4 separate regions of the Homo sapiens genome follow, and all the other regions are linked to region 4. A link is a contact called in ENCODE Hi-C or POLR2A ChIA-PET data. All regions are on one chromosome and are shown on one strand. The core of a region is the stretch at or near the end of the contact, and the rest is flanking DNA. Distances in the headings are between cores, read along the strand shown.

What was found. A loop is a pair of places that touch in the nucleus more often than their neighbours do. ChIA-PET counts read pairs that join two places held with the same protein, here RNA polymerase II (POLR2A). Pooled maps may share reads with other maps.
Region 1: a pooled map shows a loop between it and region 4 (2.4-fold over the local background). The contact joins the enhancer-like site here to the promoter of TMEM273 in region 4. A Hi-C loop is called at or near these places in 1 of 168 maps with a recorded cell type or tissue (lower leg skin), 4 of 37 single-sample maps with no recorded cell type and 3 of 50 pooled maps.
Region 2: a map of endothelial cell of umbilical vein shows a loop between it and region 4 (2.5-fold over the local background). The contact joins the promoter of ERCC6 here to the promoter of TMEM273 in region 4. A Hi-C loop is called at or near these places in 2 of 168 maps with a recorded cell type or tissue (dorsolateral prefrontal cortex and endothelial cell of umbilical vein), 21 of 37 single-sample maps with no recorded cell type and 14 of 50 pooled maps. POLR2A ChIA-PET finds 5 or more read pairs at or near these places in 1 of 52 experiments (CD4-positive, alpha-beta memory T cell).
Region 3: a loop to region 4 is called in a map of naive thymus-derived CD4-positive, alpha-beta T cell, with 2.6 times the contacts of the local background. The contact joins the enhancer-like site here to the promoter of TMEM273 in region 4. A Hi-C loop is called at or near these places in 1 of 168 maps with a recorded cell type or tissue (naive thymus-derived CD4-positive, alpha-beta T cell), 18 of 37 single-sample maps with no recorded cell type and 11 of 50 pooled maps.

What each region holds. Positions count from the first base shown.
Region 1 is chr10:48,742,237-48,748,219 of GRCh38, forward strand. It overlaps WDFY4 (WDFY family member 4), which reads left to right. Exons shown (of 62, transcript NM_001394531.1): 12 at 732-1,312. It also overlaps the pseudogene RPL13AP19. Among named protein-coding and RNA genes, the nearest start is that of WDFY4, 60 kb to the left of the region's middle. RefSeq lists enhancers at 2,411-2,570, 3,038-3,582. Within about 2 kb of position 1,380, at least 2 of the 41 ENCODE cell types and tissues checked have a DNase peak (open chromatin) inside an H3K27ac peak, as active enhancers do.
Region 2 is chr10:49,536,649-49,542,657 of GRCh38, forward strand. It overlaps ERCC6 (ERCC excision repair 6, chromatin remodeling factor), which reads right to left and starts at 2,473. Exons shown (of 21, transcript NM_000124.4): 1 at 2,314-2,473. RefSeq lists silencers at 982-1,170, 2,116-2,405 and enhancers at 2,826-2,885, 2,916-3,155.
Region 3 is chr10:48,799,192-48,805,780 of GRCh38, forward strand. WDFY4 (WDFY family member 4) reads left to right here. Exons shown (of 62, transcript NM_001394531.1): 25 at 4,095-4,168; 26 at 6,069-6,230. Among named protein-coding and RNA genes, the nearest start is that of WDFY4, 120 kb to the left of the region's middle. RefSeq lists enhancers at 3,614-3,663, 3,694-3,753. Within about 2 kb of position 3,525, at least 3 of the 41 ENCODE cell types and tissues checked have a DNase peak (open chromatin) inside an H3K27ac peak, as active enhancers do.
Region 4 is chr10:49,184,728-49,190,873 of GRCh38, forward strand. TMEM273 (transmembrane protein 273) reads right to left here and starts at 3,664. Exons shown (of 7, transcript NM_001288740.3): 1 at 3,567-3,664. The coding sequence starts at 3,609. RefSeq lists enhancers at 5,493-5,652, 6,113-6,146.

The sequences.
Region 1 (5,983 bases), core at 130-2,629, 440 kb before region 4:
GGCCTAATTGCTTTCTGCACACTTGGCCTATGCTATGTGTTATACCTATGCATTTCATTCCATTGCAGGTTTCTCTTCTCTTTCTGACACACTCTTTTCACACCACATTTTAAGTTGATTCATTTTACTGTTTCCCCTCATCTAATATAACCGATGAAGCCGTGCTTGCACAGAGAGGGAGATAAGGAATAACAAGCTGCTTCTATGAGGATTTCACTGTGTGTCTCCTGTACAGTATAAGAGATGGTTCATCCCACTCATTTAGCAAATTGTCATTAAGTGTGTGCTGTGTTCCACAGTAGTAAGGAAGCCAGATATGGTTTCCATCTCGTGGAGCTTCAGTCTGGTGGAGAGCTGAGACGGTTTTCAAGTAGCTGCAGTAGAGTATGACGAGAGTTTTGATCAGGGAATGAGAGGGGGATGTGTGAGCACTCGACCTGGGATGAGTATGAGCTACAGGACAGAAGCTTTCTGGAAGGATATGCATTCATGTCAAAAAACAGGACAGTTAAATCAACCGTATAGATTAGTGTAGTAGGCACACATGGAAAACCTAAACCGTAAGAGGAACAATATGGAGATCCCAATGTTTCAGAGTGATCCTTCCTGTAACTTGTTGGCCTGAAGTCGTTGAGGGAAGAGCTAGTGGGACGCTCTGGCAGGAATGTGTGTGGGCTCAGGGTTAATCTACCTCCTGGAGTGCACTCATTTTGATTTGCTTGGTGTTTCAGTCTCTGCTCCGGATCCTGGTGACCCCCAAGGGTCGTGCTGCCTTCAGAGTCTCCAGCGGGTTCAACGGGCTGCTGTCTCTGCTCTCTGACCTGGAAGGCTCCCTCCAGGAGCCCCCGCTGCAGGCATGGGGAGCAGTATCCCCCAGACAGACCCTGGAGCTGGTTTTGTACACTCTCTGTGCTGTGTCCGCAGCGCTGCACTGGGACCCTGTCAATGGCTACTTCTTCAGGAGGAATGGGCTCTTTGAGAAGCTGGCCGAGGACCTCTGCCTGCTGGGCTGTTTTGGAGCCCTGGAGGAAGAGGGCAACCTGCTGCGCTCTTGGGTGGACACAAAGGCCAGGCCATTTGCAGATTTGCTGGGCACTGCCTTTTCCTCCAGCGGCTCACTCCCACCCCGGATACAGAGCTGCCTCCAGATCCTTGGCTTTCTGGACAGCATGGCCAGCGGCACCCTCCACTTGCGTGGGGACCTGAAGGAGTCCCTGAGGACCAAGCAGGGGCCGGTTGTGGATGTTCAGAAGGGAGAAACTGGCAGTGACCCCCAACGCAACTTCAAGCAGTGGCCAGACCTGGAGGAGAGGTAGCTTCTTCTGCCAGTGTGTCATCAGTGCATCTCTGTCTCCCATTCTCACTCTAACGTCTTGCGCATGTGTACTCAGTAGGAAGGCTCAGCTACAGAATGGGTGTGCAGAAATGTCATGTGACCTCAACTTCCTCAAATCAAGTTAGCTCTGACTCCACACTCTTCTACCTTGGGAGCTGATGGAAAATTCAATCTGAGTCAGTACTGGGTTGGAGGATGCTGTCGAGTCACATAAGAACCAGGGAGGGCAGGACCCTGCTGCTACACTCACCTTCTCCTTTGGGATCTTTACTGTCCTAGGGAGCCCTGGTGCCTGGGCCTGGCATCCCTGGGTGTGCCAGGCAGCCTCGGTCTTCTCAGGTTTTATCTCCTCCCCAGGATGCTGCCAGGGGTGGGGTGAGATCCTTTGATCTGCAGGACACAAACCACAGTGTCCACCCCAATTATGGAACTCTTTCTGTTCTTTCTTGCTGCTTCTACACCCCCTAACAAAGACAATTGCTCTCCTTACTTCCGCAGGCCAAACACCTCAATGAGTTCAGACTTTAGTAAACAACTTTTTCCTCTCATGTCTGTAACAAAGAATTCCACTAAAGCAAGAGAGCACAAAGAACCATCCCTACCCCAACCCACTTGGGGTGGGAGGGAAAATGAAAGAACACAACAGTAACAGTTGGTGTCTTTTTCCATTCCTCTAAAGCATAAATGACAGAACACCCATTAATACTGCAGTAAGTTATCCTTCTGAAAGACACTGCATTTTTATCCAGAGTGCCCCGTTTGCCAGACTTCAGTGTTGGGGATGGTAGAGAGAAGGATGCATGTTAAATCTCCACACATTGAGATAATTATGATTTTTGGGGGTTAATCTGGCAAATTAATTGGTTTCCTAATCTTGCATTCCTGCGCAAACCAACTCATTCATAATCTGTGTATTGCTGAATTTGATGTACTAATGTTTAAAAAGGATTTTTGCACTGATATTCAGGAGGTTGGCCTTTCATACTCCTTTCCTGGCTATTTTTCTTGTCAGATTTATGCTAGCATCATAGCATGAGTTGGACAGTGCTTCTCTTCTATGCTACTGAAGAGTTTATGTAGATTGTTTATTTCCGTTCCCTAGCTAATGTGACAGAACTTGCCTCTAAATGCTTGTGAACCCGATGTTTTCTTGTGAGAAAATTTATTCTCATGAGAATGCACTTCTGTTTGTTCTTGAATTATTCTTGGTTTGTTATTTTGCAAGCTGATTTTCCCATTTCATCGAAGTTTCCATTTGTGGGCATCCGACTGCTCACGATGGCTCCCTCACGCTCTTCTGAGCAGAACTTGTGAGTTCTGTGACTCATTTCTAACCTGTTTACCTGTGTCTTCCTTGCTTTTTCTGCTTCAGCACTATTCACAATTGTTTACTTTTCAGTGTGCCCTATGAACCAACTTTGACTTTTCCTGTTTCTCCTACTGTTTTTGGTTATCATTTCCTTCTACCTTTGGGCTTATTCTGGTGTTCTTTTTCTTAACTTGGATGTCTGTTTCCATCTTCTTTTTACATGTAAATTTCTCTGTAATTTGTAAGTTTTATTTTCAGTATCATTTAGTATGAAATATTTTTCTAATTTCCCTTATAAATTATAGTTGACTCTTATGTGTTTGAATTTTGAATTTCCATTGTTACAGTGTTTCTAGTCATCTTTGCTATTTACTTCTCACTCTATCAAGGTGAGAGAAGGTGGATCGTCTGGGTTCTTATCCTTTGAAATTGGTTGAGGTTGACTTCATGGCCCTCAATGTAGTCCCTTCTCATAAATATTCCACATGTGCTTGGAAATAATGCATGTTCTCAGAGTGTTAGGTTCGATGTTCTATTTATGTCCCTTGGATCGAATTTGTCAATTGTTTCATTCAAATATCCTTTATCATTAATTTTTAAAGTCGGCTTGAAATATCAGCTTTTTGTTTTTTATTTTTGGAATAAACAGGCCTTATTGGGCTCATGGGTCTTGAGGGCCTCTGTGTATTTGTCAGTTTTCTTCTCCACGTTCTTTTTGGCCTGTTTCTGCAGCCTTATGAGCTATTTCTTCTTCTGGTAGTGGGTCTCGGCCTTCTCCTTCCTCTTCTCCTCCAGGGTGGCTGTCACTGCCTGGTACTTCCAGCCAGCCTCTTGAGCCAGGCGCCCCACGTAGGCAAACTCTCTTGTGGGCTTCAGATGCACAGCCTTGCGGGCAGCAGAAACACCCATCTAGTTTTCCTGCTGTAGGGCGGTGGGATTCCATCGAACACCTCGGCGTCCAAGGCAGCCTGGCCTCGCTGGGCCTTGCGGACCGCGGGCCCTGCACTGTCGGCTGGAAGACGCTGCTGGGGGCCAGGAAATAACAGGGGCCTCATCAGGGTTGGTGCTCATCCGCCTGCGGAAGAAGGCCGGGTACTTCAGCTTATTTCTGTAGAAATTGTCAGAAACGTTGACACTCTCGCAGCGCACCACCACCTTCCGGCCCAGCAGTACCTGCTTCACCACAACGGCCGCCAGGTGGCCCAGGAGGTAGCCTCGGTCTCCAGCACTGGGACCTGCCCCTCCGCTACCTGCGGCAGCGGCCTGGGAAATGGTGTATCAGTTATTGAGAACGATGCATTCAAAATCTCTCATGATAAAGTGGATGTGTCAATTTCTGATGAATTTTCCCTTACATATATTTGAGGTTGTAAGAATCATACATATTTAGAATTTTTATATTCTTATGGAGTCTAAATTTTTATCATTATATGGTGAACTTTTTATCCCTAGTTGTACATTTTGCCTTAATAATAATAGGACTATATCAGGTTTCTTTTGGTTAGTTCGTGCCTGGGATTTTTCTTCATCCTTTGGTTTTAACCTTTCTGTGTACTGTCCTTACATTTTTAGGTGTTTTTCTTGTAAACAATAAGGAACCACTTTTGTTGGTTTTACTTTGTTTTTCAATCTAGTGTGGTATTATTTCTCATTTAACTGGAGAAAGTCATTTGTTTACGCTTTCATAATTATTAATATATTTGGAATGATTTCTACTTAGCTTTTTACATTTGTTCCACTTTAAAAAAAAACATTTTTGGTCTTATTTTTGAATTGATTTTAAAAAATTGTGTTTCCTACCTACTAGTATGAAATTTAAACTCTCTATGATTAATTTTATAGTAGTTGCCCTAGAGTGAATTAACAGGCATACTCATGTTTTTAGTTAAACAGTATCTTTATCCTTCCAATTAAGACACCAAGACCTTAAAACTCAAATATTTTTGCCCTTTTCTAACTCATACATTACTATTAGCTAATATTTTAAACTTATCTCCTGTTAGTAAATCCATCAGATATGACAGTTATTGTTGTTGTTTTATAAAATATTCTTTGGATTTACCTACATGCTTTCAATGTCTGTGCTCACCATTCTTTTTTGCATCTCTATCCTTCCATCTGGGATTATTTTTTATCTACTCTAGTACATCTGTTAAACTTTCCTGTAGTGTGGGTCTATTTGTGGTAAACTCTCTTGGATTTTATTTGTCTGAAAACTGTCTTTATTTTCTCCCTAATTGCAGAAATATAGTTTTGCTGGGTAAACATTTATTGGTTGACAGTTATTTTCTCACAGTAAATGGAAGGTCTCCCCAGCTATTGCCTTCCATTGTTGCCTTTTAAAATCGTTTTTATTTCTCTTCCTTTGAAGGTAATTTGTCATTTTTCTCTGGTCGCTTTTAAGATCTTCACCATTCTTGTTCTATTGCTTTACTGTCATATATCTCAATGTACATTATTTTAAACATTTATTTTGCTTCATATTCATTGGGATTCCTGAATCCCAACTGATGTCTTTTATAAAATATGGATTTTTAAATTATGACCTCTTCTCCATCCCTTTTCCTATTATGCCTTTTTGGAACTAACACAATTAGATGTATGTTTTACTTTTTCATTCTATCCTCCCTTAATCTTTCTTTTACATTTTTCATCTCTTTGTCTCTCTGTACTCTGTTCCACACAGTTTCTTTTGGTCTTTCTTAAACCCACTGAATCTCCTACTAGCTGTGTCTAATCTGATATATAATCTAGCCATTTAGGTTTTCTTTTTAAAATTTCAATGACAGTATTTTATATGTCTAGATATACTGTTTCTTTTTCAAATAAACTTGATTTGATAGCCCTTTTCCTTTCTCATATCTTTCATTTTTATTTCTTCAAACACAAGAATCATAATTATTTCTTCTTGTGTTTTTTGAGAGTATATTGTTTCTGTGACAATCATGGAAGGTCCCTTGTATGATGTCTGATTTTTTATTGTGAATCTTGCTCCAAGATTTTCCTTTTCTTGGATTCCATAGAAACCATCCTCATTCAGGCCATTCTGCCCTTCTGTAGGTATGGGAATGCCTCCATGGGGTCTTAGCTGCCCTTTCCAAGCCAGGCCTTGGCCAGATTCCCAGGTCCTGATTTTCTTGCTTGTCTTGGGAAGAATTCCCTCTCTGGGTTCCCTGTTCTCTATATTTCAGGGGCAATCCCTGAGGAGGCCTTTTGCCTGGGCACCCTGATAACATACAGGTTAACTTAGGATCTTGGTGTGGAAACTTGTTTGACTTATTCTGCCAGCTCTCAGGGGCAGGGGAGTATTTGTCAGTATGAAAAGACATTTAGTAAGT
Region 2 (6,009 bases), core at 1,223-3,722, 350 kb after region 4:
AACAAACACTGATGATTGCTGTGGAGGACCTACCTGAGGATCTCCCCAGCCCTGCAAAGCCATAGACTGCTAACAATCTCCAGGGCTGAACAATCTCCTCCTTCAGTAGTCCTGGGGGAAATGTCACTATTGAGGGTTTTCAGAGCAGAAATGGTAGCGCAAAAGAGTCACGGGGTTGAAGATGCTGAGAAGAGTAGCTGAAGCAACTGACTTCAGGGTCCAAGCTGGGTAGGTTTAAAAAAACAAAAACAAACAAACAAAAAAACAGAAGGGGCCTGGAAATGGGAGAAAGGGTTCAAGAAGTCACTTAGTATCTGGCAATGGCCAGAAAACCAAGTCTTCTGGAAGTGAGAGTTGGAAACCAGAAGGCTCTTATCAGGTTAAAGAATTTCAGAAGTGAAATAAATCATACATTTGCCGGGAGCGGTGGCTCATGCCTGTAATCCCAGCACTTTGGGAGGCCGAGGCGGGAGGATCACGAGGTCAGAAGTTCGAGACCAGCCTGACCAACATAGTGAAACCCCGTCTCTACTAAAAATGCAAAAATTAGCTGGGCATGGAGGCGCGCGCCTGTAATCCCAGCTACTCGAGAGGCTGGGGCAGGAGAATCGCTTGAACCCAGGAGGCGGAGGCCGCAGTGAGCGAGATCGCACCACTGCACTCCAGCCTGGGCGACAGGGCAAGACTCCGTCTCAAAAAAAAAAAAAAAAAGAAAGAAAGAAATCATACATTTAACAAATAGTTACTGAGAGTTAATTACACCAGGCAATGTACTAGGTTAACTAATTCCTGTCCCCAAAGAGCTTAGAGTCTCATGGGAAAAACAGACATTTAAAAACTATATATATATATATACACATACACACACACACACACACACACACACAAATATAATTGTGGTGACTGCTGTTAAGAGGAAAGTACAAGGCTTTCTGACAAAATGAGAGAAACCAAATTGAAATTGTGGAGGTAGATGTGGGGTCAAGGAGGCCTCTCTGATAAAGTGACATCTGATAAGTCAGTCAGGTCGAAAGTAAAGTGAACGTCTTGCAAGGAAACAACGTGTGAAATTTTTTTTTTTTTTGAGACGGAATTTCGCTCCGGTTGCCCAGGCTGGAGTGCAACCTCCGCCAGGCTCCGCCAGGCTCACTGCAACCTCCGCCTTCCGGGTTCAAGCGATTCTCCTGCCTTGGCCTCCCGATTAGCTGGGATTACAGGCATATGCCATCATGCCCGGCTAATTTTTCGTATTTAGTAAAGACAGGGTTTCACCACGTTGGTAAGGCTGGTCTCGAACTCCTGACCTCGGGTGATCCACCCACCTCGGCCTCCCAACAACGTGCGTAACTTTTAAGACTAGAAAGAGCTGATGCACTTGTGAAAATGCAAGAAGGCTGGAACACCGAATTTTTGACTTTATTTTTAACTTTGAGTTAAGAAGAGCAGAGAAGGGCTCCGTTCATGGCCTAAGTCTTGCAGAGTATCTTCTAAGGCTTAATCATCTGGGACACTAGTATCTTCACCGTCCTCCCCCATCACTGGGGCTCCCGCAGCCAGGGGCAAGCTGGGTCTCATTTGGAGGGTTGGTCGGACACAGGCACAGTTCTGAGAGGGGACAGGCAAGGGCCAAATCACACAAGGCCTGGGAAAACACGAGCATGGATTCCACTCCCAGTGCAATGGAATGACTCTGAAAACTGTTAAGTAGGCTGATGATGGCATGACCTACTTTATGCCAGAGACCACCTGGACAACTGTGCGGATAATGGATTGGAGGAGACAAAGCAACAAGAAGATGATGGGAAAAGTTGAGGAGAAAAGCGAGGGCTGCCTGTCACAGGATGACAGCAGTTAAGACGCTGCGTGGAAGTCACGTAACAGCAGCATTTACAGGCGGCCTGCCTCATCCGCCCACACTCTTATCAATTTGACTCTATCAACGCCCAAAACGTCGGACGTACATCTAGCCCGACTCTCTTTAAAATAACAGCTCCAGCATTTTAATCGAGATCAAAAAGGACCCAGCTGACCCTGCGCGCAGGGGGCCTTATACAAAGTCGGAGAAGTAGCTGGGTCGCTGGCCGGCCAGGGACTCAAGCCGCCTCAGGTGAGCGCTCCTTGGCGCTACTTCCGGTCTCAGGTGAGGCCGCCGGAAGCGGGCACTTGGCCCTAAGACCCGCTACAGTGCGTCCTCGCTGACAGGCTCAATCACCACGGCGAGGCCAAGGCGCGGGGCCGCGGCCCGCCCGAGAAGCCTGAGCTGGGCCCCGACACCCCCTGCCCGACATTCGGCCGGGACCCCCGAACACTCACCCAGGGCCGCGCGAGCGCCCACAAGGAAACAGAGACGCTACCGCCGCCAGCCGCCTTGGAACCCAGCTCGACGGGCCGTGGCGCCTGCGCCCTCAGCTCAACCATAGACACCGCCCCCAACAGCGACTCCGACTTCTGCTGGTGCGGGGAGGCCCGTGGCGCATGCGCCTGGCTCAGCGTTTGTTTTTAAGCACGGGCAAGACCACGTGGTTTGGAGGGACGGGCTCAGCAGCGCCTTTCTACTTGCGTGCGAGCAGGGCGAGAAAGCTGTCTCCGCTGCCGGTCAGCTGGGTGGCTTGCGAAGGACGCTTCGCCCCTAGCGAAAAATACCCTGCTGGCAAGGCAGTTATGAAAGTTAAGACATATTTCCACGTAGAGGGGGATGCGGGTGTGCCATGCGAATGTAAATCCTCACAATTAACCTTGAACCCTGCAGAGAAAGTCAGCTTGGGCAGGGAAGTTAGCCGCACTTTTTGGTCGCCAGGCTGTGACCTCTCTTGTTGTCTCCCACGACTGAACACGGGAAGGATGGAGAGCTGTCCTGCTTCTCTGTTCCCCCTCCGCCACGCGCGCACCTGGGCGGAGTGAGTGCCTACAGAGCCTGCTTACATGTGTACATTGCCTTAAGTCCAGCGTTTAGTATCCGTCCTCAGATCTCAGAGGTAGGCGGGGTTTCGAGGCAGGCGAGAATTTTACCGTGGTGCGTTTGAAGAAAGAAGATGTCCACACAGAGGTTCAGAACAATGGGAGGAAGTTGAGCTTCGCCTGGGGAAAGAAGCAGCCCACGATGCAGGATGGCTGTACCAGACAGAGCTTCTCAGCTCAGGATCGGTGCTAGGAGAAGGTGGACTTTCCAGGGCCGCGAGGCAGGACGTCCTCTGGGAGGGCAGTGACTGCGGGTCACTGCCTGGGAAGTGCTGTCCTCACTTGGAAGCCTGAAGTCGGACAATAGGGAAATGGGGTCGGAAAGGGGACTAGGAAATGCTCCATAACATCATCTTATTCCTCCTGTCAGCGGCCCCAACCCACAATGTAACTTGTTTTTGTTGGTGGTAGTGGGTTTTTTTGTTTGTTTTGTTTTTGTTTTTGTTTTTGAGACGGAGTTTTGCTCTTGTCGCCCAGGATGGAGTACAATGGCACGATGTGGGCTCACTGCAACCTCCTCCTCCCAGGTTCAAGCGATTCTCCTGCCTCAGCCTGCCGGGTAGCTGGGATTACAGGCGCCTGCCACCATGCCCAGCTAATTTTTGTGTTTTTAGTAGAGACGGGGTTTCGTCATGTTAGCCAAGCTGTCCGCGAACTCCTGACCTCAGGTGATCCACCCGCCTCGGCCTCCTAGAGTTCTGGGATTACAGGTGTGAGCCACCACGCCCGGCTTGTAACTTGCTTTTTTTTTTTTTTAAAGGAGAAAGAATTCTAGCGATTTCTTGGATAAAATATTAAGAATAGAAAGGCAGTTGATTGACATTAGTTTCAATGCTTGAAAGTAAAAGCAGATATATAGTGGATCCCAACTTTTGAGACTGAGGTTCCCTTTGCAGCTATTTTGGAGACCCTTCCTATATCAGAATTTGGACAGGAAAAAATGGTCCACTCAAAAGGGGAAGTTGAGAGTTATTATTTACAAAGACGTGGGCGGGGTTCAGGAAAACAACTCAGGGTGGCACAACTGGAGCTATTAAGGGCCGAATTGTGTCCCCTCCCCAAAATTCATATGCTGGAGTCCTAACCGCCACTCCCCACCCCCACCCCGGGACCTCAGAATGTGACTGTATTTGAAGATAGGGTCTTTAATGAGGGAATTTAGTTAAATGAGGTCCCAAGTTATTTAGCAAGTCGTCCAAGCCCTTTTATACTCCTGCCCCATCTAATTTTTCTGCATCACTTGTGTCCTTCACTCCCTGGATGCCTATGCTCAGGATTTAGGGAACTACTTACTCTTCTCCCAGGAAGGGTGTGCTACAATTGGCTTCTACGGCCTAGCAAGCATACTGTTCACCTCTTCCCAGCTGCCTTAGCTCAGGCTGCCATAACAAATGCCATAGACTGGGCAGCTTAAACAACAGGCATTTGTTTCTCATAGTTCTGGAGGCTGGGAAGTCCAAGATCAAATGCAGGCAGATTTAGCTCATTTAGGGGAAGCTCTCCTCATGGCTTGCAAATGGTTACCTTCTCACTGTGTCCTTACATGGGGTAGAGAGAGGGCTCTGTCTTCCCTTTCTTCTAAGGCATCAGCCGTATTGGATTAGGGACTCACCCTTATGATCTCATTTAACCAGATTTGCTGCCTAAAGACCCTGTCTCCAAATAGTCACATTGAGGGTTAGGGATTCAGCATATGAATTTGGGGGGCACCCAGTTTAGCCCATAGCACCAACTCTGCCTTTGTTGACTTCACATTAATAGCTTGAAATCAGCCATAGTAGGAGTATTTATACCACAGAAATGGACAAACTATAAACTGGAACTTTGGGGGAGAGGCAATTATTAATCTTTTCCCACATACCCCTACTTGTTATTCTGTCACTTCTGTGATCTTACAAGCAGGTCCCTCTGCTTAGAATTCTCTTACCCATTCCAAACTCAGACAAAGTTTCTCTTTTCTGAAGCTTTCCCCTACCCTCTGACAGCAATAGGCTCTTGCATCTCCTGTGTACCCCCAAACCAATATTTCTAATGTCATTATTATAGTAGTTATTGATTTGGATTTTAATCCATTTTCCCTACCATTTCCTAGCCCTTACTCTAAGCTGGGCATTATTTTAAACACCCCACCCAAGGGGTTCTTCCTGCCCACTGCATAAAGAAAGACCATAGCATTGTGGTAGAAAAAGAGCTTAATAGACACGAGGCCGACCATGCCAGGTGGGAGATGGAGTGCATGCTCAGGTCATCTGATCCAAAGTCCGAAGCTCATAGGCTGGGGGTTTTTCAAACGCAGTTTGGAGGAAGGGGTGGGAGTGGCCAGGTAACAGGTGCTTGCTGCTGATTGGTTGAGGCTGAGATGAAATCATAGGGGGAGTCAAAGCTGTCCTCCTGCAGTCTGAATCACTTCTGGGTGGGGCTGTGGGAGTGGGGTTGGCGGTCCAGGTGGAGCCATGGGTGTCAGACATGCAAAAAACCTGGAAAGATATCTCAAAAAGCTACAAATAGTGGTTGTATTAGTCTGCTCTCGTGCTGCTAATAAAGACATACCCAAGACTGGGTAATTTATAAAGGAAAGAGGTTTAATTGACTCACAGTTAAGCATGGCTGGGGAGGCCTCTGGAAACTTACAATCATGGTGACAGGGGGAGCAAACATGTCCTACTTCACATGGTGGCAGCAAGGAGAAGTGCAGAGTGAAGGAGGGGGAAAGCCCCTTATAAAACCATCAGATCTCGTGAGAACTCACTATCAGAACAGCATGGAGGTAACCACCCTCACGATTCAGTTATCTCCCACCGGCTTCCTCCCACAACATGTAGGGATTATGGAAACTACAATTCAGGATGAGATTTGGGTGGGGACACAGCCAAACCATATCAGTGGTGTTATTTGCAGGAGTAATTGGGAAAGTTGAGTATCTTATAACCTCCAGAATAATGACTGACAATCGTTCATATCTGCGCCTTAGCAGGACTCAGGCTCCTCTCCTCCCCCACAGCCTGATAGCTTCCCATTAGCTTTACAAAAACAGTTGAGTTTCAGGCAAGG
Region 3 (6,589 bases), core at 2,275-4,774, 390 kb before region 4:
CTACCCTCTTCAGGAGATCTGGTGCTTTTAAAGCTGGATTTAAGAAAATAAACCACCAATAAGAACCAGATGCTAAAAAGCAAAGCAAAGTGAAACAAAATGAAATGAAACAAAATAAAATTTAAAAGATTGAGGGGAGAGAATTTCAAAAAGGGAAAAATGTTTCCCAAATGTCATGTTCTGCCTACACCAAGTAAAGTGAGGTAAGGGATGTGTGCACTGTACGTGCCCATTGGAGGTCACTGACAGACTTAGTGACAAGTAAGTTGTGGGGTCAGAAGCCACTCAGAAGTAAGGAGAAACGGCCGGGCTTGGTGGCTCATGGCTGTAATCCCAGCACGAAGAGGCCGAGGCGGGTGGATCGTGAGGTCAGGGGTTCGGTACCAGCCTGGCCAACATGGTGAAACCCTGTCTCTACTAAAAATACAAAAATTAGGTGGGCATAGTTGCGGGCGCCTGTAATCCCAGCTAGTCGGGAGGCTGAGGCAGGAGAATCACTTGAACCCATAAGGGGGAGGTTGCAGTGAGCCGAGATCATGCCATTGCATTCCAGCCTGGGCGACAAGAGCGAGACTTCGTCTCAAACAAACAAACAAAGAATTAAGGGGAAGTGTGGGGAGACTGAAAGTGGAGGCAGTCAGTGGACTTTGGAAAATAGCAGAGAGGAAGTTTCAGAACTTTTGGTTTTGGGTTTTTGTTTTTTGTTTTTTTTTGAGACAGAGTCTCACTCTGTTGCCAGACCGGAGTGCAGTGGCACAATCTCGGCTCACAGCAACCTCTGTCTCATGGGTTCAAGTGATTCTCCTGCCTCAGCCTCTCGAGTAGCTGGGACTATAGGCATGTGCCACCACGCCCAGCTAATTTTTGTATTTGTAGTAGAGACGGGGTTTCACCATGTTGGTCAGGATGGTCTTGATCTCTTGATCTCATGATCCGCCCACCTTGGCCTTCCAAAGCCCTGGGATTACAAGCGTGAGCCACCGCGCCCAGCCGGTTTCGTGTTTTAAGATGGAAGAGACTTAAGTCTGTTTGTAGGTTGAAGGAGAAGACGCAGTAAAAACCAGACAGTTAAAATAGTAGTGGGAGAAGAAACTGCTAATGAGACACATCCTCAGAGGGTTTGGAGACAAGAGAGTGGATCACAGGAGAAACGGTGGGATCCGTGATGACTGGTGTGAAGCAGACAGGAAGAGGAAGTTGTGAGGAAGGGAGAGACAGGAAGTCATTGAGAAGGGAATGGACAGGAAGCTGTGAGGGAGGGTGGGTACAGGAGATTGTTGAAGCAGGGAGGGACAAAAATTTGTGAGGGAAGGAGGGACAGGAGGTTGTGAGGGAAGGAGGGACAGGAAGCTGTTGAGGCAAGGTTGGACAGGAAGTTGTAAGACAGAGTTGGATAGGAAGTTGTAAGGCAGGGTTGGACAGAAAGTTGAGAATCAGGGAGGAACAGGAAGTTGTGGGCTTCTAAGTCTTAGGTTTTGGTTTCTTTCTTTCTTTCTTTCTTTCTTTCTTTCTTTCTTTCTTTCTTTCTTTCATTCTTTCTTTTTTTTTTTTTTTGTTTTGAGATGAGGTCTCACTCTGTTGCCCAGGCTGGAGGGCAGTGGTGCGATCTCAGCTCACTGCAACCTCTGACTCCCAGGTTCAAGTAATTCTCCTGCCTCAGCCTCCCAAGTAGCTGGGATTACAGGCACGTGCCACCACATAAGGCTCATTTTTTTATATTTAGTAGAGAAGGGATTTCACCATATTGGTCAGGCTGGTCTTGAACTCCTGACCTCAGATGGTCCACCCACCTCGGCCTCCCAAAGTTCTGGGATTATAGGCATGAGCCACCATACCCAGCCTCTGGTTTCTTAAAGAAGGAACTGACTAGTTCATTTCTAAGAGTACAGTCATCTCAGGGGTGGGGAGAGAGCAACACCTGACACATTATACAGTCCATACTCAAACAAATCTAATCCAGACATCTTAATATAGTCCTTAGTACAGGCTTATGTGACACAGAATAACAATCAAAAGATTCAGTTATTCATGTTTCCCAAAATTCTGACATTTGGCATTATGTAATTTCCTGATGAGCTAGGCAGCCTCAAATGGGTGTGGCAACTTATTATTGTTGCTGTGTTCTGGAAAGGAAATGTGAGAGGCTGGAACTTTTGTGGGAAGTGTAAAAGGTGCACCTTATTGTACTGGTGGGTTCACATCTGACTTTCTTAGTTCTCTCAGCCCTTAGCCCCAGGCCTGGCATATCATTTGTTGAATGACTGCCTTCATGAATCAATATCCTAAGTGTGCAGGGCTCTTGGAGCCCTACAGACATGTATGTTGGGGTGCCATGCTGGATACCCATGTTTTCACTAGAGCTGCCTTCATCAATACCAGCTGTCCCAAATGGCAGCTGGCCCACCTCTGTGTGTGCCTTTGGGCAGTGGCTGTGCTTAAAAAAGCAGGAAATCTGTCACTCTTTTCCTGGCGGAAGAACAATCCACTCATTTTATTTTATTTTGTATCCACTCATTCTTTTAAAAAATGTAATGCATCTTTACGAAAGATAGTGGCATGTATGATGCTAGGTTCCAGGGATTAAAGAGGGACAGTCTCTACCTTCACAGGCCTCCCGATAAACTTGTGTTCACTGGGGTTCTTTTGCATTTCCTCTTCAGCAAGAGTAAGCAAAGTCATGGGTAACTGCTTAGCTTCAAGCAAGGTTGAGTATTGACCCTATGGGTCACTATCTGTAGGTGATACCCATGGGTACCCAGTGTGGGGCAAGGGAATGGGCTTCGTAGTCAGGTGGATTGACTTTGAAAACAGTCTCTGCCAATTAAAAAAAAAGTCTGGTGCCAGAAAAGTTACTTAGTCTCCCTGAGTCCCATTCTTTCTAGCTACTAGATGCAGATAATAGGCCGGGTACGGTGGCTCACACCTGTAATCCTAGCAATTTTGGAGGTGGAGGCAGGAGGAACACTTGAGCCCAAGAATTAGAGACTAGCCTGGGCAGTAAAACAATACCCCACTCTACAAAAAAATTTTAACAATTAGCTAGGCATGGTGGTGCAAACCTGTAGTTCTAACTACTTGCAAAGCTGTGGTGGGAGAATTGCTTGAGCCCAGGAAGTCAAGGCTGCAGTGAGTCATATTTGGGCCACTGCGCTCCAGCTTGGGTCTCTCAAAAATAAGAAAATAAATACATAAATGCGGATAATAATATTTTGGGTCTTTTTATGGCACCTCTTGCCACCAGGAAATGTATCAGTTATTAAGTGCAAGCTCTTTTTGCTGCTATATGAGTGCACGCTTATAATCCCACACCTGAACCTTGTATAGTCTGGGCCTTAGGAACTGTCAGTATTTAGAGAAGAAAAATATTAGAGTTCTCTAAAGGGAAGTAGAAATAAGACATGATGGCATCCATCAATTCTGCCCCAGAAGGATCACTAGCAGCTACATTTGTTTACTATGAATGAAAACAACCTGAGTGATCAACTTCACTTTCAGAATCTCAGTGAATTTCATATCTTTGTTTCACTTACAATTTTGTCATGCATGAGATGACACTGTGGTTTGGGCTGAAGAATGTGTTGCCTGCGCAAATTGGGTATGTAGTCAGTACAGTGTAAAACCTGAAAATCTGTACCTGGCTTCTATTTCCTGTCCTGCCACTTGCTGGTGGTGAGTGGAGACTGTCACTCAGCTGGTCTGTCTCAGCCTCTATTTTCTCATCTGTAAAGTGGGAACATCATCATTTGTCTTGCAGGATCCAGGGAGGTTGAGATGAGTTTGCAATATGGACACTTGGGCTGTGGGCCCAAGGCTGAGCAGATGGGGGAGATGGTTAGTGCAGGCGTCCTTGGTTGGAACCAGGCCCACAATGAAGTGCCAAGTAGCAGCAGAGATGGCGAGAGAAGGCCTTCCTACAGGGGAGGCACCTCTCTGCTTGGAGTGTCAGGACAGCTGATCTGATTCCAGAGCTGGTACATCATGTTGATGATTCCACGTCAGAGGATCACCTGTCCAGCACTGACCTTCTCATGCTTCCTGCAAATCATTCTTCTCCCACACCTTCATTTTAGCATGTGTTTTGTTTTGTCTTCCAGCTCTGGATGAATACTGCAGACAATCTGGAGCTCAGCCTCTTTTCCCATCTTTTGGAAATCCTTCAATCACCAAGGTAGGCTGGGTCTTGGCAGCCTGGGGGTTAGAACTGAAGGCTGAATGTCCAGAACAGAGACAGGGCAGGGTGGCCAGTGGCTCTTCCCTGCTCCCAGAACACTGGGTCCCCAAATGGGAGCACATCCTTCCCAGTGGCTCATGCTTGTGGGGCAGTCTCCTCTCATGGTCTCGGGCCTCAGGAGGGCAGATGCTGGGGGCTTAGAGGCCTCTCTAGCCCCAGGGACTAGCACATACTGGGGGCTCAGCAATTGTGACCAGCAAAGGTCCACTCTCCCTCTAACTGACTTCTCCAAGGCACTTTTGGAATTAGTCAGGGCTCTTTTACCCTTCAAGTGGTAGAAATACAACTCAAACCAGCTTAAGGGATGTAAAAGAGAAGGAAAGAAGGAAGGGAGGAGGGAAAAAAGAATACAGGAAGAAAAGACCAGTAAAGAGGGACTTCGTTGGCTCTTACAATTGAAAAGAGCTGATCTCATCCTGTAGCTGGGGGAGGCTCACATCATTTTCTCTGAGCTCTGTCACCACTCTTGCCTCTGCCTCTTCCACTCAGTCTTCAGGTTGCCCGGGCTTTCTTCTGTGGCAGAAGGTGGCTCCTGGGCAGCTCCTCAGAGCACATCCTCAGCTTAGCACCATAGGCAGAGAGACAGCTTTTTAAAAATTTAACAGTCTTAGCTATTGGACTGAGTCTCATTGAGCCAACTGTGTCCCATGACTGGGCTGGAAAGTGGCTTCCCCTCTGGAGTTAGAAAGTGGTAGTTCCCAAAGGGAGCCAGGGGCTGTGTTCAGAATAAGAGAGAAGGAAGGCAAGGAAGCCCACATATCACCCCACCTGCCTCCTCCTGGCTCAGGCTGGTCTAGAGCTCATTGGTGCCTTCAGCATTTTGAATGTATTTGTAAATGGCTTTCCACTCATCCACTTAATGAACATCTATTATAAACTTACTACATTTCGCACCCTGTACTTAGAGGTAAAATTCAGAGAAGAATAAGCCACAGTCTGATAAAAAGAGAATACAGAAAAACATGTTGTTCAGTGCTGTCAGAGGAAACAGAACCAAGGGCAGCCGGGACTTCTGGGTAGAGGAGCATCTGTCTTCTCTGCTGAGCCTGTAATTATAAATCATACACAGAATTGGGCTCTGGTCCTGCCTCTTTTGTGTATCAGGGAGATGGAGCTCAGCAGAATTTAATGTGTTAATACAAAAAAAAAAAAAAAAAAAAGACAGTTCAAAGTGAGGAATCTGCCCAAAGTCACCCTCCTCCACATTTTTCTCCACCATTTTTTCTCTTCCACTTTCCACTTTGTTCCTGTACCTGTACCAGTTGTTTTCTAAGAAACAGATATTTATCCTGGGAGCTGTTTTCTTTGGGGGAGTAGAATTTACTGGAAATTGGATTTGTGAGTATCTGAGGGAGGGGGTATGGATAGGTGGATTCTGTCTTTTTCTCCTTTGACTTTCAGTGGCGTGTCTCTCCACTTTGTGGTTTGGGGCGGGCAGGAAGATCACACAACCAGACAAGCTAGTGAAGGGCCCTGCACTCCTGGCTGGTGGGAAGTACTCCCCAGTCACATGAGTGTCTGCTGTCTTTGTTTGAGTTTCTGAGGCCAGCACTAGTTTTCCCTGGGGCTCAGAATTTAAAAGTCAATAATTGGGGTTTGTCTTTGAAGGTGGTTTCCGGGGGGCGGAGGGGACAGGCAGTGCACACCCGAGCGACTCTGGCACTTAGCAGACACATATTCAATGGGTGTCTGACGGCATCTTGACAAATTGCCAAGAGAGCATTGGAGTTAAGGGGCCATGGAACAAGCCTGGCTTGAAAAACCTTTTTAGCAGAAACACAGCAAATTTGGTTCATTCCAGTAAAAGCTTTTACTGTCTCTCTCCTGTACTCACCAGGGAAGGACCCAGGAATGCTGAAGCTGCCCACCAGGCACAGCTTATACCCAAGCTCATCTTCCTATTCAATGAGCCGAGCCTCATCCCCTCCAAGATCTCCACCATCATTGGCATCCTGGCCTGTCAGCTGAGGGGCCACTTCAGCACCCAGGACTTGCTCAGGTACCACACCAAGCTGCCCAGGGGGAAGAGCAGGGCCCCAGGGCTGTTTAAAAAGGGAGGACAGACCCCAGCTCTCTCCCCATTGTGCTCAACCCTGAATCACTTGGAACCTTCTAGGAATTTTTGCCCAGGGCTGAGAGTTGGGGAAAGGATGGTTTGCTGAAGTCAGGATGGGACAGGCCGGTTTCCCCAGCAGGGCTGTGTGTTTACTGTTCCCACTGCTCAGGCTCCCCCACTGTGGCCAAATATTCAGGAATTTCCATAAGCACTGCCATCCTTGCCAGCCAATGACCCACATGCCTGGCTCCTGCAGACTCCTGAAGAGCAGTCCCAGCCACCAGTGTGTTTCCCCTTCTCTT
Region 4 (6,146 bases), core at 2,414-4,913:
ACGACATTTCCCCTGCCAGGGGTGTCTGCTAGAAAACCAGCTGCAGGTGGGTTCCAGGAGGTGGGGCGAGAGGGCTCATCGAAGCCTCAGCCATCAGGCTGCAAGTTAGAGACAACCTAAATTCTGACAGTATGGGAATGGATAAATAATCAGATAAATGGCAGTGTTTCTGTGGAAACTTGTAGAGTAGTTGGGATGAATGCATTTGACCCATATTATCAGAACGGGTAGATAATGCAACGTGTTCAGTATGCTATGGCGGATTCCTGCAGTTTTTAACAGCTGCAAAGTAACCCAGGAAGGAAGCACAGCCAACCCTGGGGTGCCTCTCCCTCTGGGGAGGGAGGAAAACAAGAGGAGGAAGAGAGCCAAACTCCACCTCTTATGTTCTGTTTCTCTGATGGATACATTGATTTAGCTACCTACCTTTAAATATATATCTAGAAAAAAATTTAACATTTGGTAATTCAGAGTGTTGGCTCCATAAATGTCTGTTCCATTAATCTCAGTGTTTGAAAATATTTAAAGAATATTCAAATACTGTTTCTTTAAAAACTTTCTACCTACTCTGTGTGTGGGAAAGACTGGCCTGGCTTCTCATCCCAGGGTCCCCCGGTCATACTTGGGATCCTGGATGCCACAGAGGGACTGGACAGAGAGTGCCCCCATAGCCCCCAAGTCCCCTGAGGTACAGTTCTCATACACCCTGGGTGACTGGCCTGGTCACCCACCCTCACAGACCCCCATCTGCCAGTAGATTGCACTAAACAGTGCTCTAGGCCCCTTTCTCCAGTCAATAAAGGGGAAGCCCAACGTTTCCTTCATTTGCTTTCAACAGGCTGTCATATTCGCTTTTTGTTCACAAACATTTACTTACTGGAATTAACAACATATACAATCATTATGAAAAATGCCAATACAGAGAAATTAAGATGCTGTATAATTCTTTTTCCTAAGAAGATAAAGGATAGCCGGGCACGGTGGCTCACGCCTGTAATCCCAGCACTTTTGGAGGCCGAGGTGGGCGGAACACCTGAGGTCAGGAGTTCAAGACCAGCTTGGCCAACATGGAGAAGCCGCATCTCTACTAAAAATACAAAATTAGCCAGGTGCGGGGGCATGTGCCTGTAATCCCAGCTACTCGGGAGGCTGAGGCAGGTGAATTGCTTGAACCCAGGAGGTGGAGGTTGCGGTGAGCCGAGATCGCGCCATTGCACTCCAGCCTGGGCAACAAGAGCAAAATTCCATCTCAAGAAGAAGAAGGAGGAGGAGGAAGAGGAGGAGGAGGAGGAAGAAGAAGAAGAAGAAAAAGAAGAAGAAGAAGAGGAAGAAGAAGAAGAGGAAGAAGAAGAAGAAGAAGAAGAAGAAGAAGAAGAAGAAGAGGAAGAAGAAGAAAAAGAGGAAGAAGAAGGAGACTAAACACATGCAAAATATTACTACGGAACTCTAACCTGTAACTATCACTTCATCACTTCTGTTTCATCCGTGTCAGCTCATAGAAAGGCATGTCTTTCAACTAAATATATTGGATATTGTTGGAAATACTAAAGCATAATTAACTTAGTCAAATTCCTACTGATAGTCTCTTGTTTCTGGTTCCCACCGTGGTTTCGGCAGTGTTGAATAATACCCTGTGAAATATTTTGGGAGGGTTTTACCATATTATTTCATCAGGTTATATTCCTGGAGGTGGAATTTCTGGGTGAAGGGTTATGAACATCTTACATTTCGCTTACATTGACACCCAGATTTTGCCAAATTGCCCTCTGGAGAGAGTGAATAAATGAGTCCCCTCATATCCAATAGTGAGTGCTCACCACTTATCACATCCCATGCTAAGTGCTTTAAATGTGGTAACAGATTTCATTTTCCCAATAGTCCTGTGAGGTGTCCCCAACTTACAGATGAGAAAACTGGGCACAGAGAGGATTAATTCTTTGTCCAAGTTTTCCAGGCTGGTAAACAACAGAACAGGGATGAACATTTAAGGAGTCTCGTACTGGATACCCACTCCTAACCACTGTGTACCTCTATCAATAGTATATGAAAGCAGAAACGAGCTGTGATGCCTTGGCCCAGTGATTAAAACCTTATCTATAACATGCAGGTAATTGTGGCACCTATTGCACAGAGTTGCTGTGGGAACCAAATGAGCTCATGTAACATCTTCAGCAGAGCACCCAGCACATCGACACACTAAAAAATGCGAGGAGGTGTTAGATCTTTTATTATTTGTGAGACTGGACATTTTAAAGTTTTATTGTCTGTGATTCTTCAATGAATTGCCTGTTTATATAATTTGCACATTTTTCATTGGATTTCTTAAATTTAACTTCCTTTTTTTGTACCAGGACAGACTAGTTTGTTTATCTAGGTAAGTCAAAAGCAGAAATAAGGGTTACAACTTCTCTTACCTTCCACCACGTCTCTGGGCAGGCACACTGCATCTAACCACCGTGCACACCCTTAATCGCTGCTTGCTGGTGCCTGACATCCCTTCACAGTCACTGCCAACGGCCCGTTTCCATGTGTAAACTGATGGATGATGTGGCTGGCTGTCTGTCTGACATGCTGACTCCCAAGGCCAAAGTCTTTGCTCTCCCCTGCTTAGTGCAGACTTTAGATGGAAACCTGCCCACAGCACTAACTTTGCCCGCATTCAGGATACAACCTATTGGTCTGGAGACACAAGATTTAATCTGGAGACAGACTGCTTCCCATTGAGTCTCGGCCCAGTGCAAGTTCTGGGAAGGAACGTCTTTGTATATATGAGGGACGTATGCTGCCTTTTTAGGAAACAACAGTTGATATCAGAGGGGACTTCGTAAAGGCATGTGTCTCTCTCCATCTCTGTCTCCATCTATGCATATTTCTAACCATCTCTCTATGTCTCTGTCTGTCTCTCTCTCTCTCTCTTTGAGTTTCTTCCTCTCTGTCTACTTCTCTGACTTTATATTTCTCTCCTCCATTTGGCCCTACTTTGTTTTAGTCTTTGCCTCTCTCCTTTCTTCCTTCTTTCAAGGAATGCATTAAAGATAATTTTTAAAAACAAAGATACCTCTGAGTAGCAAAGAGTCTGCTTCACTGCATGAGAATTCTGATTCAACATTAAATGTATACCAGTATCTACATGCCTACATGTTCTCATTCTATGTCAGTATTTTGATTTGACTTAATTAAATTTAACTTAACTCTCTTGAAATCCCAAAAAGTAAACATGATTATCTCCCATCTCATTGGTTCAGAAAGTTAGGGAGTTTCAGAAGCTTATTCTAGTTTATCAGCAATGGAGCCACAGTTTACACCCAGATGTTTCTAGATCCCAAGCCCGAAGCTCCTTCTGCCATGACCCTTCCTATTCTCCTTTAGCCCAGAAGCATTTGTAAGTTGCAGCTGGAATGAGACAAACAAGATCATTGCTCACTACCAGATCAAAGTGAGAAACATCATCTGTGTAAAGGGACAGAGTTATGTTTTAGGGATCAAGCCCCAGTGGGCTAAGGCTCCCCCAGTTTCCTGCCCACTGAGGCTCCCCCGGGCCAGAGACCCCCGCAGTCCCCACTTACCCAGGAGGAAGAGGATCCTCAGCATGCTGACCCCCAAGTTCATGCTGGCGCTCTGCTCTTGGCTCCTGGCTCCTGGCTGCTGGCAGCGCAGGCACAATGAGCCATGTGACCCAAGGCTCTGGGGACAGGACAAGACCCACGTGACTGATGGGGAAGGAAACCACTGTCACAGCCAGGAGGCTGTTCAGTTCCTCTCAGCCTCTCTGAAGACAGGGCTGAAGGAAGCCCCTGTCATTCTGGACTCCACCAGAAGCTGGCTGTGATTAGACCCATTGTACATGCTGGGGTATTATACCCAGTGTTCTCTCCTATAATCTTCCCCACAGAGTGTGGGAACAAAGCTCGGTAAGGTGCGGTTTCTTGCCTAATGACCCATGCTAGTAAGTCTCAGAGAGGAATGTGGGCAAAGCCGGTCTGCCCTGCAGTCCAGCCCTTGCAGTAGCCTCTGCCTTGGAGCAGAAATAGGAAATGCCCCTCCAGCCAATAGTCCAGCTCGGTCACTGTTTTTGTGCCATGGGAGCCTCTGAGTCTAGGAATGCCTATCACTCTCTTCTCAGAATAAGATTTTTAAATCCCCAAACTAAAATAGATAAGGATCATAGTAGAAATCAGTAGTATTAACACACAGTTATCAAAATATTTTGTTAAACTTGTGAAGTAGAAATATACATGCTTATTTATCCACACAGTAAATAGCAAGATCTGGCAGCAGATGAAACAGCTACCACCATCTCGACATGGTGATAAATGGAATCGATATTGAGAGATACCTGTAACAGCTGGAATGTGGATGGAAAGACCTGTGATTCCTACCAGAAATAAAGTTACTGGGTGGTAATGTTTCTGTGGTTCGTTTGCCACACTACTATTAGAAGAAGATGCTAAGTGTTCCTTAGAGGTTAGAGAACAGAGATGTAATTTTTTTCCCATCCAAGTTTACAGGCCCCATGTCCAGGTCCTTAGCCTGGAGGAACTTTGGTAGTCACACAGGCTCAGCCAGCAGGCTGAAGGCCTTATGCTCCTGTACTCCTTTATACCTGCACGTTGTCACAATGCTTAGATGTTCAGCCAAAAACCCAAATGTGCAGGAAATGTCACTTTTTAAAATATAAATCAACTTAATGACAAGTCTTGAGTCCCCCACCCAACTGAGCTGGCAGAAATCGAGCTCTTTTCATTCTTGGGCTCCCTCAGTCAAATCCCTAACGGTAGCAGCCAACACCGTGAGCACTTGCTACTGAGCCCAATGCCATCTTAGCATGCAACCTGTCCAAGTCCACGCAGCAGTAAATGTGAGAGCTGGACTCGAAACCCAGGCCTTTGGCTGGCAGCCTATGCCCCTCAGGCTGCATGTGCCCTCTGTGTACAGGTACCATCCCCTGCCAAGGTCCAGCCAGAGGCAGTCCGATTGCCCTGGTGCCACAGATGCCCCCTGGGTTCTTCTGCATGGCTGCTGTGGCTCCTTCTGAGTTTCACATAAATAATGGACATGAGAGGAGAAGGCTGGTCATGAGAGAAGCAATTGGCTTCATCTGGGTGCCTTCAAGTTCCATCTGTCCACACTTTATTCATTTGATGAAATTAAGATCAGTTTCTACCTGCACCAAGAAACATACTCTCTTATTTCTCCTGGAATATGTGGAGTTTTCTTAATTTTGCCCCAGTTCATGGGAACATGTGTAAGAAAAATATTTCACTTTCCTCTAAGTGTATTGAAAGAAAATGCCAGTGCAGACCTGACAATCTGTAGACAGTGGCTGGGGACGGTGGAGCTACATTCAGGCCAGGCCCAGGGCTTCCAGCCACACCAGGCAGTTCTGTTTTTATATGAAATCAATAAGTTTCAAATGTCGGCAACTGATTTCAAAATACTTTCGCATGGGATGAGTCAACCTAAACACCAGCATGAACTTCTGCTCCCAAACACCTCTCCAAACATCCTTGGGAGCTCGACCTGTCCTACATACTCCCAGGAGGGGAAGCATCTGCAGCTACTTCTGCTTTCACTCTGCCGTAGCCTCCGAGTCTGGAAAATGCAGTCTGCTCCCTGCTTAGACAGGCAGAGGCTCAAAACGCCCCGTAAACTAGAATCTCACGAGATGCCCTGGCACCCAGCCACGGCACCTTGGCAAGATGGTGTGTGTCTTGTTGGCGTGGCACAATGCACCCAGAAGAGCGGATGCCCCACCCTGTACCCCTGTAATGAACGCCCAGTTCTGACCGTGAGGCTGCTCCTGGCACTGGCTCACACTGGCCCAGGAGCTTGTGAGGGCAGGGCCCAGGGCACCTGGCCTAGCACCTGACACAGTGCAGGCTCCTAGCGGTGTTTGTTGAATGAAGAATTCAATTCACCCCATCTATTTGGGAGGCTGAGGCAGGAGAATCGCCTGAACCCGGGAGGCAGAGGTTGCAGTGAGCCGAGATTGCGCCACTGCACTCCAGCCTGGGCGACAAGAGTGAAACTCTGTCTCAAAAAAAAAAAAAAAAAAGAAGTCGTTTCACTTTCTTATCTCATGCTCAGCCGGCCTAGCCTCCAGCCCACCTGGCAGGAATATTTTCCAGGTCATCTAGGTGAGGAAG